Regions from separate parts of the Homo sapiens genome. Here region 2 is linked to region 1. Evidence: chromatin contacts called from ENCODE POLR2A ChIA-PET data. All regions are on one chromosome and are shown on one strand. Each heading gives the region's core, a stretch centred on a gene start or an enhancer-like site at or near the end of the contact. The rest is flanking DNA. Distances are from core to core; before and after follow the strand shown. Region 1 has its middle 27 kb from the start of IL7R. Region 2 overlaps FYB1 (FYN binding protein 1).

Region 1 (6,889 bases), core at 3,240-5,739:
ACTATTTTCAGGCTACGGTCACTGAGATGGTGATTATCATCTACCCACCTATCAATAGTAATCAAACTGTTGATCTGGAAATCACAGATGGGGGATCTATTTCCAAATTGGCTCCAGGCTCGCTTCACAAGGCACTCCTCTCCTTTCATAGAAATTCTCAGGAACAAGAGAGCATGGGGAGAAAATGTATTCCCCATACCCACCCCACACACGGTTCCCTTTCATGGCCACCAACACATCTTTTTTATTCTTTGGGGAATAAAATAAGATTTCTACTGAGAATAAAATGTGTCTTCTGAGAACCACATTACTGATTCTAGTGGAGCATTGAGGGAAAGCCTCCCCTTTTTTCTCCTCCCAACCTCTGTTCCCTTCCTTCTGTCCCAGGACCCAACCTTCCACACCAGACATTCCCCAGAGCTGAGCTGCGTAAGGCAGCATGCAGCATCACAGAACCTGAGAACAGAGAGCAACCTCCTCCTCACTCCATCATCCTGTGAGGGGCTGGGTGCTGCTCTGTCCCATGCAGAATGGAACTGGTTTCCATTTCCACTCTAGAGAGGGCAAGAAGAGATGATTAAGGTCTAGGTAGGACTGACCTTGCTGTGGAGCCACTGACTGAACAGCTGGCTGGACTCTTGCCCCTGGAAGCTCCTCAAGAGTTTTGCAGATCGTATCTGCTTTGCCATGAAACCCTCTGATTCAGGTACTAGAGCTCAGAGAAGTCCAAGCAATAAACGATTATTTCTTTTGAGTGTAGATTTTTTGCTGTGGATGTAGCAGGAACCCCAGCATAAATTTAATTTGGGACTCAGACGCCCACATGCAGGAGGTATGATCCTGAGACCAAATATACCTTGAACATCAAAGAAAACAGAGCCCAGCAGCTAGATTTTATGACAAGACCATGGCCACAGTGTGTTTTCTGATACTTGGATTTGTCTTCTAGCAAAGCCCCCTATGCCCATGGCCTCAGGAGAGAGGAAGCTGTTAAGTAAATGCCAAAAAATGGTGTTTCACTAGCATCCTGGGACCTGGCCCCTTCATACCCCTAAAGAAGAGAGACTAAGTTATTTCACTTCATCCAGAAGAATGTCATGCAAGCTTTGTCCCCTCCACCCTACACACATGCTAGAACTCCAGTGTCCCAGCTGCAGCTGGAGACAGATGCCCACTGGGAGAAAGAAGCTGCTCTGTAGAAGAAAAAAAAAAATCCTGGCAGGAGTGGCAGGTGCCTGAAAGCAGGGAGCAAAGCCAATGAAAAGTAAGAAATGGCAGATTATTTGATGGCCAACCACATGTTTGTGAACATTAATCAGTACAACTCCCCCCACCCCATAAAAAATCCCCCAAATAGTTAGGCAACATTTTCCAGGCTGGTGGTCCTGAGAGAATGGGTGGGTTTGCGTACATGAGCCAAATAAATTTGCATCATTGCTCTTAATGTAAAGCTATGGAGACCCAAAAGGTTGTGGCTCCTGGAGAAATTAGATTTCAAAGACTGATATATTTTAACCTTCAGAGACCTTTTAGAACTTGCATATATTTTCAATTTAGCCTGCATAAAATATTTCCTAAGAATAAGTTGTATGTACAATGCATCATTGAGGTAGAAGGGGAATTCTTGTCCTAGGAAGATTTACAGGAACCATCCGTGTGATGAGGATGCTCCGTTTCTAACCTAAAAAAGCAGGACTACTTACCCTACTCATTTGAACCTCACCCCCCACTTCGGTGTCAACAAATCTAATTGTGGACCCTGCAACCAAGATGTTCCATACTTGTTTGCCAACTCCTTGATTCACAGCAAACCTGAGAACCCCCATATCCCAAGAAGATAAATCAGTCAGAATTTTTTAGTGCAACTTCCTGATTTGGGGAAGTCTTAGATTATTAAAAATTTAACAGTGGGATGGTGATCACAACTGTTAAACTATGGGAATGTTGCAGAGGAAAGTTTGAAAGTGTTCTGTAACACTGACTCACTGTCTGCCTTGTCAAATGTTCCCTGTCAGAAAAACCCTCATTGACATCATTACATTTTCATATCCTCAAAAAGCAAGCCATGTTGCTTGGAGAATTTTCCTTTACCACTGCATTTTTTTAAACTGGAACACACTAACTGACAATGTGGGCATTAGTGTGTGAGGCGTACACGTGAACCACGGTCTACTATCTGCCTGCAGATTTGAGGGTGGAAAGTAATCACAACATTCGCAAAGAGCTGTTCTTAAAATTTTTCTAAATAGGAATACATGCACATGAAAAAGTTCAACATTATACAAATATTTAGTAAAAAAACAATTTCCATCCAAGTCTGTCTGTCAGTTCCCATCCTCCATCCAAAAGTCAACCACTGTTAGTAATTTCTTAATTATCCTTCCAGAGAAGACAGTTAATAAATATATTCCCAACTTAACAGATTGCAAGTGATTTAAAAACAGTAATTTTTAAATGGTAAAGTGCATATGGATCACCCAAAGATCTTATTAAAATGCAGATTCTGATTCAGTAGGTCTGGAATGGGGCTGCAAGCCTGCATCTCTAACAAACTCCCAGCTGAGGCTGTTGCTTCTGGTCCATGAACGATACTTTGAATAACAAGTACTTTAAACATTATACTTACTCTAATACATGCTGGTAGAAATGTGAATTAATACAGGCTTTTTGGAAGCAAGCTTAGAAAATCCCATTAAAATCAAAAATATTTTAAGTCTTCAACCCAAAAATCTCATTACTGAGGATCTAATCCATAGGAAAACAATAGATAGATAGATAGATATAAATATATTAATAAATATATAGGTCATATATATTTATCAATGCTTTTTTCCCAATAAGTAGAAAACAAAGCCCTACTTAAAGGAAGCAATTGAGTTAATTGTAATATAACTATAACATGGGACACTGTGCTATCATTTAAAAAGAGAATAAGATTTCAGAGATAACTGGTTCGTTTAGAGATTTCCAGAATGTATTGTTGTTGTGTGTGCAAAGCTAGACTCAGGCAAGTATATATTATATAATCCTCTTTTTGCAAAATAAAAGACAAAAAATTAAATGCATTTGTTTGTCTTTCCATATATGAATGTGTGTAGTGTCTATACTCATAGATGTGTATATGCTATATATGATTCTGTCAGCATATAGAAAAATATGTAAGATATGCTCTAAGTTATTAGCCTGAATTTAGAGGATAAAAGATTATTGTGCATGAAAGGGCAAACAAACAAAAAAAATGAGAGGAAAACTGCATTTGAATAGCATGTTTAATATCACATTCATGTAAAATTAGGGGTGTATGTGTATCTTTATACATAAAGAAATTGAGGGCCTAGTGCAGTGACTCATGTCTGTAATCCCAGCACTTTGGAAGGCCAGGGTGGACCGATCACTTGAGGTCGGGAGTTCAAGACCAGCCTGGCCAACATGGTGAAACCCTGTCTCTACTAAATTAGCTAGGTGTGGTGGCTCACACCTGTAATCCCAGCTACTCAGGAGGCTGAGACAAGAGAACCTCTTGAGCCTGGGAGGCAGAGGATATAGTGAGCCGAGATCGTACCACTGTACCCGGGCCTGGGCAACAGAGTGAGACTCCAACTCAAAAAAAAAAAAAAAAGAGAGAGAGAGAGAGAAATTGGAAAACCTTGGCGTTTTTTTTTGTTTGTTTGTTTGTTTTGAGACGGAATCTTGCTCTGTCACCCAGGTTGGAGTGCAGTGGCGAGATCTCAGCTCACTCTAACCTCCGCCTCCTGGGTTCAAGCAATTCTCCTGTCTTAGCCTCCCAAGTAGCTGGGACTACAGGCACATGCCACCTTGCTGGGCTAATTTTTGTATTTTTAGTAGAGATGGGGTTTCACCATATTGGTCAGGCTGGTCTCGAACTCCTGACCTCAGGTGATCCACCCGCCTTGGCCTCCCAAAGTGCTGGGATTATAGGAGTGAGCCACTGCGCCCAGCCATCTTATTCTTTTTATTTTTAAGAAACCTATATATGCCATCAAGCACTATATATATATATATATATATATATATATATATATATATATACACACACACACATTTTAAGGTAAAACATGAGACTTCAATGTCCTCAAAACATGTCCTCCTTCTTAACTTACTTCAAATGACTTTGAGATGAAGGTTTGAGAATTCCTGCTTAGATCATTGCTGCCTACATAGTATCTCTCAGTTTCATTGCTCTGAGTAGAAAAAAGAAATGACAGTGAAGATTGATATTTTAATAATGACCAGGAAGGTGATGATCTGGGATCACCCCATATCAGTTACTTCTAACAGCAGGCACCTTATAGTGTCTATTATTACTTAAGTAATAATAGTGATTAAAGCTCCTTGAGTTCTGCTTTGAGAGTTAGCACCTGACTCCTCTTCATTGAGCTCAGAAACTGCCACCTATCCGCAACACCTTCCTCTTTAATGCTTGTTCTCCCCATTTTACTCCCCAACCCCCACTCCGAAGAAATAAACACCAAATTAGCAGTATCTATATCCCACATCACGGTGCAGAATGTGGGGCAGATTACCAAAGGATGTGAGAGGCACACAGTTTGAAGTCTTTTTATCCTCAGAGTTAAGAAACATTATTTTTTCCTCCCTACCACTACCCACATCTGAGCACAATCAGACAGACAGCCAAAATACACATATGGCAGATCAGCTAGAAAAAAAAATACGGCCATACTTGCATTTTGTTTTGAAGATTTTCAGATAATATCAAAGATTGTTTCCAAGCCACAGTCCCAGTTTTATAGTCCAGGGCAATGCTTTAACCATTTCAGAAATGAAAAACAGCATAGGTTTCCAATTCTTTCTCTTTGGAAGCTCTGGAACAGATCTTAGTTCACTTCAATGACAAAGCTGTTTGATCTAAACAAATACATAATCTGATACATCAGGTGCTGTCACCCAAAATGTTTATTTTTATGAGAAATTGAAAAGTAGTAAGATATCTAGATATCCAAAACATCTACTATGTGCTTCCTTCTCTTCTAAGAAGATTCCTTCCTAAAGGAAGGTTCTAACCATGGATTAGCACAAAGACAGTCTTCCTTGTCTCATTTTTCTTGTTACCTGCAGTAATCTTTCATACAATAGTGTTGGTGGGTAGTATAATATTTACCTACAGTTAGCTAAGGAAAGTCTGCTTCAGTTAGCATTCTAAGGGTTTCAGGTGTCAAGTAAGTGTAAACATTTGCTCTTCCTTGGCAAATAACTTTATGTCATTCTCACTCCATCTTTAGGAATCAAATGTTATCCACCAAGTAGACAGGAAGTACCCAAGCCTGCATGGATGAAGTGGTGATGGCCATTACTAAGAGCAATTAGGAGAACCACAGCCTCTGATCCATAGTAACTTCTCTTTCCAGCCAAATACTGACCTGGAACTAGGCAGTAAGTGTCCAGGCTCACTCTTCCGTCATAAGGCATTAGCCGCTACAAGCTAAGAAGAGACCAAAGAGATAAAGTGTCACTCTATCTCCTCCACAGCTTCTCAAGAATTAAAGGGTCCATTGGAAACATGGATTCTAGTCCTGTTGCTGGCTTCTGGAAATGCAGCCAAACAGTACTGGGGACATAGTGTGAGCCACAGATTGGGCGGGACACCCTGTGATAAAACATCAAATTTGTCACACACGAGACATATGCTTTGCAACATGTGTGTCCCTCTCTCATAACTTCACAGCAATGGCATAAGCAATATAATAGTCTCCAAGAAGTACAATTCTATTGTACAATTCTATTATCTTCAAACATCAAACATATATGATAATAAGAACTAGGATGACAAATGTGCTTTCTGATTAAAGAACATTTTTTCAGAAGATTATTCTTTTCAGAGTTAACATCTTTGGGATTGAAATGAACCTTACAATTAATATCATCATAGGTTAGTGAAATGCAGTAAATAACAATATTAAATTCACATATCAATGTTGTTGGTTCTAAAGCAATTGCAAATACTTGTGAAATAAGTTGATCTCTTAATCATGCTCTATCATGTTTTTTGTTTATTGGTTGGTTTAACTGTGTTTTAACCTTGGAATCGTTTTCTTTATTGCTAGTACCTAATTAAACTTCCCTCTAAGTTACCTGATTTACTAAAATTCTGAATTATTTGATGCCACAATAATGATATTTTGCTTTAAAGGCAATTTCTACTGTTATTGTAATCATCTCATCTGTTTCTATCCTGGCTTGAAGCCCAGCTGTCTGGTCTTCTCATTGTACCTGATTCCATTTGAATGGACTGTAACTTATATTTAATCAGTATAAAGGGAGGACTATGTAGTTCTAAATTTTTTCTCCTTGTTTTCATTCAAATGTTACATAGATTTTTATTTTTAGAACTGAACACCTTTTTAAACAAATATACTCGTGCTTAGCAGGACACTAATCTGACCTACTTCGATGGGAATGTGTTGAACAATTGCAAATCACTTACCAACACTGGCTGACCTATTTTCAATCATATAAGGTTTCTCTGAAACATTTATCAAGAGGGAACATGAATTTAAATCATTATAGAATTGTCTCTTCAATCAAACAAGAGCAAAATGACAGAAAATGCTACTACAAAATCCTATCCTCTGTTTTTCAGATAGTGTCATCTTTTTCCATGATCCTTTTTTTTTTCTCCCTGAGTGTTGACTCATTATCACCAAGAATCAAGTTGCTACTTTAGTAAACTCATCTCCTCTCAGATAACCAATTGATTCCTTTTTACTACAATGATGACTCAAATCTAAACGAACTTTTAAACAAATCTCTGAATTAAAAAGCTGTTTGTAGGATTTGATCAGATTATCTGGTGTTTTATGAAGTATTGCAACATTGCCAGGATATCATGCTTTTGGTATTGAACGCTGCT
Region 2 (6,889 bases), core at 2,903-5,402, 3.4 Mb after region 1:
GCAAATCATTTTCAAAGAGGGAAATTTAGGTTGTCTGCATACTTCTCCACAGTAAATTTAAATGCCAGAATCTTGAAATAAAGACCATGTAGACTGCTTATAAAAATGAAACATTAGCTGGGTGCAGTGGCTCATGTCTGTAATCTCAGCACTTTGGGAAGCTGAGGCAGGAGGATTGTTTGAGGCCAGGAGTTTTAGACCATCTTGGACAACAAAGCAAGACTCTGTCTCTACAAAAAATTTAAAAAATACTAAAGCTGGACGTGGTAATATGTGCCTGTAGTCCCAGCTATTCGGGAGGCTGAAGTGGAGGGATTTGTGCCCAGGAGTTCAAGGCTGCAGTGAGCTGTGATTGTGCCACTGCAGTCCAGCCTGAGTGACAAAGCAAGACCCTGTCTCAAAAAATAAAAAAGAAAGACAGAAAAAGGAAGGAAGGAAGGAAAGAAGGAAGGAAGGAAGGGAGGATATCTTGCATTAAAAAAGACCAACGGATGCTGCTGGGATAGGAAACAAGAGGGAACAGTTTGTTTGCTGGCTTATCTTAGAAGAGCAGAAGAAAGAAGTTTCAAAGAGGGAAGATTAATAGGGGTAGTTCGTAAAATTTGACCAGGGACAGTGTGGTTAAGGGAAGAGAGTCTTTCTGAGGCATTTCGATTATGGGGTTAAACCCAGGTAAGCTGCCTGATTAATAGTAAGTGTGTTCCTCAGACACGTCAACATGCACCAGAAGGAAGAAGCCCTGGAGGTCTTCTGGACAACTGCTTTTTCAGGGATTAAGGAGGGTGGGTGGAATAAATTGGGCTCGGGCTGGAGTAAAAAGAAGAGTGACACCAGCCACAAAGTGTGCACCAGGTCCTGGGAGAACGAGCGTGCAGGGTGTGCTGAGGGCCTGGCTGTTACCCGAAGCTGAACCACGCCGTTGAGCAACTCCAAATTCCAGTCTGTGTATGAGAGAGCTTTGCCTCCAGTGATTCAGTGTCCTGTAATAGTCCAGTCTGTGAGCCGTTTCAGTCAAAGCATCCCGGGATCTCTTCTTTTTGTATCATGTTCTTACGTTCCCAGTGCACAGTGACATATTAATACTTGGAGAAATCTTGCTTTAAAGAATAGCACTTACCGCTACGTTTCTAAAATGTGAACATAGAATCCTTTTTCCCTGTGGTGGCTAGGAGCAACAATTTGGAAAATACTGCCACATGCTGATATAAAACAGTTTTCAATATGTAAATATCTAATAAGGTCATGTTAAGAGAGTACACATAAAAGGAGAATGGGGGGAAAAAGAAAGGTGATAGCTTTGGGGCCTGTGAAGGAAAATCTTACCCACTCCTGGAAACAAGTTACTTGCTGGTGAAAATAGCCCAGGCACCTTTTGGTTTCAAGTTGTTGTAGGCTGGATTAGTTAAATGATACATACACAGATGAGGAGGGGGCCATCAGTCTTTTGTTAATGCCCTCTGGGGCCCTCGCCTTACACCTGTTGCTGTCAAGGTGCTTAACTGATCATTCCTATAGCTAACATATGGAAAAAATCAGTCTTGGTCTCTCAGCAGTATTAAGAACAAGACTAGAAAAAAGGGTCAAACTGAATATTTCCCAGCAGGTTTTTACTAAATCATACATGCAAACCAATAGTCAGGCCAGGGATTCTTATGAACCCAAACTTTGGTGAGGCATTGTGTTGACACATGGGAAGAAGCCCTTTCAGAACTGGCTCAGGACCCAAAAGGAAGCAAAGGAAAGGTTAGTTCAGAGAATATTTTGATATTTTGGGTTTTTTTAAAAAAAACGTTTAGTCTTTTGTAACCTTAAATTGTTCTTAGGAAAAAAAAATTTAGCTTCATGATCAGAAAGCAACATGTTAGAGTCAAGCTTACAGTTTACAAGGAAGGGAGCTCAATAGATCTGCAAGATAGACCCTCTCTTATAACATTTATTTTGTGTCCAAGCTCCATTCAGTTGAGTACAAGTCTACTGGCAGGGGTTATCTATTGTGTTAAAACAATTGCTAAGCTATAGAGTATTAAAATCTAATACTGAACAAAATCTGGGAGTAAATAAATTCTAGTTAAATATAATTCTTTCTTTTTTTTTTTTTTTTTTTGAGATAGGGTTCGCTTTGTCACCCAGGCTGGAGTGCAGTGGTGCAATCTCGGCTCACTGCAACCTCCACCTCCTGGGTTCAAATGATTCTCCTGCCCCAGCCTCCTGAGTAGCTGGGAGGTGCGCACCACTATGCCTGGCTAATTTTTGTATTTTTGGGGTTTCGCCATGTTGGCCAGGCTGGTCTTGAACTCCTGATCTCAGGTGTTCAGCCCGCCTCGGCCTCCCAAAGTGCTGGGATTACAGGCATGAGCCACCGCACCCGGTCTGGTTAAATAGAATTCTGTGAAAGAATAAACTTGAGAAGCTAACAAAAATTTATATTACTTTTGTACTCCAAATGAGAGAATGGCAAGCAGACTGGCTTCTGTCTTCATGGAGCTTATAGTGGTATTTACAAAACAGACAACAAACAAAAGGCATGTTTCAACCAAAGGCCACAGAAAGGGAGAGGAATGAGGATTTTGGGAGTTTCATTTATGCTTGATTCATTGTCTTGTGATATTCTGTGTTTGAAGAGAGGCAGCCCAGCACGAGGAAGTGGAATGCGGGTGGGAACACAGTCTGCGGAATCAGAAAGACATGAGATTGACCCCAGCCTTGTTTAGTCATGTTATGCCTTTGGGCAAGTTACCTAACCTCTCTGAGCTTTAGTTTACTCATAGAATTCCTATTCATGGCTTGAGAGGAATAAACGGCATAATGTGTATGTGGTATATAGCAAGTCCTCAATAAATGATGAATATTTTTAACAGTTAATACATTGGGCAAAGATGATGAGATGGAGGGTATATCTGGGGAAGAGGTTTAAAGAATTGGATGAGAACCTGGAAAGGAAGAAATGAGGTAGAAGGCTATGAAAACAGTATTAGTTTAAAAGGCATATAGAGTTATTAGATGAATGTTTGTTAATTTGAACACTAGTATAATTACTTCTAACAAGAAAAAATAGTCTTTTTGGAGTCTCTGCATTCACTGAGCAAGGCATTTCATTTTGCTCCCGTCAATAACTATTAAATCTTAGTGAATAAATATTTAGTAATAGAATCTCATTTTTTCTAAAGCATAGAATCTCTCTTCTTTCCCATTTTATTACAAGCAAATAAATAATTTTCTAATTATACCATGCAGCAAATAATTTATCTGGAAGCCCTGTTATATGAAAATTCATGCCTAGTCAGGTGTGTTTAGGGCATTTTTTGTTGGAGTTCATGTAAAAACTCCAATCTCAAAAAATTTTAGGGTCTGTAGCAGCACACTAAGAAGCATTTTCCCTGGAAGTTGCCAATCTAAGCAGCTGTGGCCAATCATAATCCAGAGCAAATCCATTGGCCACATTTATTTATTTCTTCCAGGTTGACAGGTAATGGGGAAAGCAAATGCACTCTGGAAACAATGACCTTCGAAAACTGCCTTTGATAATACCAGTGTCTTGGGATAACAGCCATCTATACTGGCTTTGCAGCCTCTCCACCTCTGCTTGGCTGAGTCAGATGCCTTCGCTTGGCTTCAGCCAGTAGGAGATGGCAAAATCTGGGGGCACTTGTGACCTAGTGCCACTTGGGTGCCGCCTACTGCTCTCTACCAGCCTTTGCTGTAGGGAAGGAGGCATCTGAGCGCAGAAATTTCATGGACTTCTGGTGGGAAACCTCTCTTCCAACAATCATTGTTTGACTCTGGCATCATAAATCACAAATACATTTCTATATTACAAACAGAAGTAAGTAAAATGCAGTTTCATGATTCCTAGAATAATATAGTATAATATAAAATGATTTATACTATAAGATGATCAGAATATCATGGGGCTGGTGATAAAATTTTAATGCTAATAAAAGTAATAAAATTATAGACAATGCTCACTTATTTTGATACTATTATATGTCAAATTCTGTATTAAGCACTTACAACGAATCTCATGTAGTGATTATAATGTGCTGGCGAAGTAGGTGGTATTATACTCGTTTTTTCAAATGAAGAAAGACATACACGGAAAGAGGTAAAGCGAAGGTCACATAGCTAGTACATTAGTCATGCTTAAACCCCAGGTCCACTGACTTTGAAGTCTACATTATATGGCAAACAACTCTCATGCTAGGCTCTGTACCATTAATAACATTACTAATAGATAACCTGGCAACTCTGCACATTGGTTTAAAATGGGTTCATTAAACTGCTGTATCTAATTCATGGGACATTATAAGTAATAAAAGACATAAACATTTTGAAAGTCCTTTGAAAAAAGTTAAAATCCCATGTACATATTAGTAATAATATGTATACATACACAGATGGTGCCCTATTTATGACAGTTCAAATTAATGATTACTTGACTTTATGATGGTACAAAAGCAATATGCATTCAGTAGAAACCATGGTACAGTATTCAATAAATTACATGAGATAGTCAACACTTTATTATAAAATAGGCTTTGTGTGAGATGATTTTGCCCAATTGTAGGCTAATGTAAGTGTTCAGAGCATGTTTAAGGTGGGCTAGGCTAAGCTATGACATTTGGTAGTTAGGTATATTAAACGTGTTTTCAGTTTATAATATTTCCAACTTAAGAATGTTTATAAGGATGTAACCCGATCACAAGTCAAGGAATATCTGCATATATATTCTATATAAATAAATAATACACTTATGCTTTAAACATAAACATGCAAACATACATACAGGGGCACGATGGTACATGGAGAAAGTATTAAACTTGCAATCTGAAGACTTGGATTTTAGCCTCAGATATATGATTTGGTTATGTCACATCTCAACACTCATTTGTGAAATGGGGGCGATAATTACACTTAATAAAGAATTTTCCCATCTAAAGACTGTACGTACAATATACCACATGTTTATGTATACGTATATGTATATTATTATTTAATTATTTAATAATTATTTATTTTCTACTTACATACTCCAGAATTATAAAAAATAGAATTTCAGAATTTTAAAAAATTTTGCTACAACAGAAATTTAATTCTTTTCTTTATATTGCTTATCCAGTTATATAAAATGAACATATACTTTCTAATTCTGATATATTTTAACCTTCCTAAATGAAATGGTAAATTACTTAGTATTTCTAGCATTGTTTAAGAAAAATAGCAGTGGCAGGATCAAGAGTCAGCAGACCTGACTTAAAAAACTTTGTGTTCAGAAAATAAATGCTTACTTTATGACACATACACGAGTTTATTTTCTGCAGTATTGTTGCAAAAGAACGCTTTTGGAAACAACACAAATTGTTAAATTGATTAAGCTTGTCACCCATTTACTGAAGTATTATGCAACTCTAGAGAATAATCAGTTACTCTTTATTAAAATGTGGAAAGATATACAGGATTTATTTATTTTAAAAATACAAGGATCAGAGCATTGCACATAATATTCTACTTCATGAGTAAAAAGCCGGGGTGGGGGGTAGTATTTATGTTCATATTTGCTTCTGTGAACATAAAGAAACTTCAGATGGACATATAAGAAATTAAGAAGAGTGGTTTCTATGGGGTAGGGGCTGGAAAGACCCAGAAAGTGGCAGACAAGGGTTAAAGGTAGCTTCACTGTACACCATTTTACACTTACTGCTTTTTCAGTCAGAATGTAATTTCTACTTAAAAGATAAAAGAATTCAAATGCTTTTTAAAAAGGTGAATGCTTTAAAGGGGTATTATTCAGAGTTTAAAGTTATGAATCAGATTGCTTAATCCAGATATCAAATGAGGTCAATCTAGATTAAGAGGGATTGAGTTTTGATTTGTGGAAGAGGTGAATGAATAGAGAACAGGATACATTTTGGAGCATAATACATCTCAAGGCATCAGATGTTGAGGGGGTTACACTGATGACAGGATTTAAAATGTGAACTGTGGCATGGGCTACTGACAGTGAGGAAGCATTCAGGAGCAGGGGAGGGTTGCAAAGGAGAGGAGAAGGAGAACAAGGATAAACTCCGTCTGCTCTGCAGTTCTGCCTGGGTCCCTTGTAGCTTTACTTCACTAAAAATCAGACCTTGTCAGGCCTTCAGAGTCAGAAAGAGGACTTGGTTAGCATTTGTGGCAACTCACTGAAAAGCGTGACACCGGGCAACATGTGTTACCACCATGCTCTGCCACCACCCACACTGGAGCGGGAGTGAAACAAAGATGGAAGAAAGTTCCCAGGGATTTCTGCCTAACATCAGAACTCCTTCCCTGGTGTGAAGTCACAGCCATAAAATGGAGGTCATAATACTAAATTTTTTATCCGAGGTGAAGAAATAAGAGAAATAAGGGACCTTTTAGAAAGTCTCACAAAAATAATAGTTCTGAATTATGACCTGGTAATGAAACAAGATGACAGATGAGGAGGAGATGCAATGTGAAACAAGGATGAACCTTTCTGGAAGACAGATGGTCATGGGATCATTCCAAACTTGCTTTCTGTGTGTTTGAATTAGCAGAGGACTTGATCACTAAGCTGTTTACGAACAAGGAGAATACTGAACTCAGGAAGATAACATATCGCAAGATGTTTCTACAGTGCAAAAACGAAAAACAACCTTTAGGCTTAGAATTGCTTTAACTAGACCATACTTCGGTAAGGAGAAAGATGCGACTACAAGTAGTGTGGTCACCTGTAGGCATCTTGTTTCCCCCTCACAATAAACAACAGTTGCACATCATTTACCTAAAATATTAATCATCTCAGGCATGTGTGAGCTTCTTACATGCAGTCACTCAGTACCACATCCAAGAGAATTGCAGTGATATCTCTGGTAGAAATTTAAACTATTTACCC

The links. ChIA-PET counts read pairs that join two places held with the same protein, here RNA polymerase II (POLR2A).
Region 2: POLR2A ChIA-PET joins it to region 1 with 18 read pairs in activated CD4-positive, alpha-beta T cell. The contact joins two enhancer-like sites. POLR2A ChIA-PET finds 5 or more read pairs at or near these places in 2 of 52 experiments (activated CD4-positive, alpha-beta T cell and activated T-cell).

The regions. Positions count from the first base shown.
Region 1 is chr5:35,826,247-35,833,135 of GRCh38, forward strand. No RefSeq gene overlaps it. Among named protein-coding and RNA genes, the nearest start is that of IL7R, 27 kb to the right of the region's middle. Within about 2 kb of position 4,490, at least 3 of the 41 ENCODE cell types and tissues checked have a DNase peak (open chromatin) inside an H3K27ac peak, as active enhancers do.
Region 2 is chr5:39,194,124-39,201,012 of GRCh38, forward strand. The region is part of intron 2 of FYB1 (FYN binding protein 1); the gene reads right to left. Among named protein-coding and RNA genes, the nearest start is that of FYB1, 22 kb to the right of the region's middle. RefSeq lists an enhancer at 424-718. Within about 2 kb of position 4,153, at least 3 of the 41 ENCODE cell types and tissues checked have a DNase peak (open chromatin) inside an H3K27ac peak, as active enhancers do.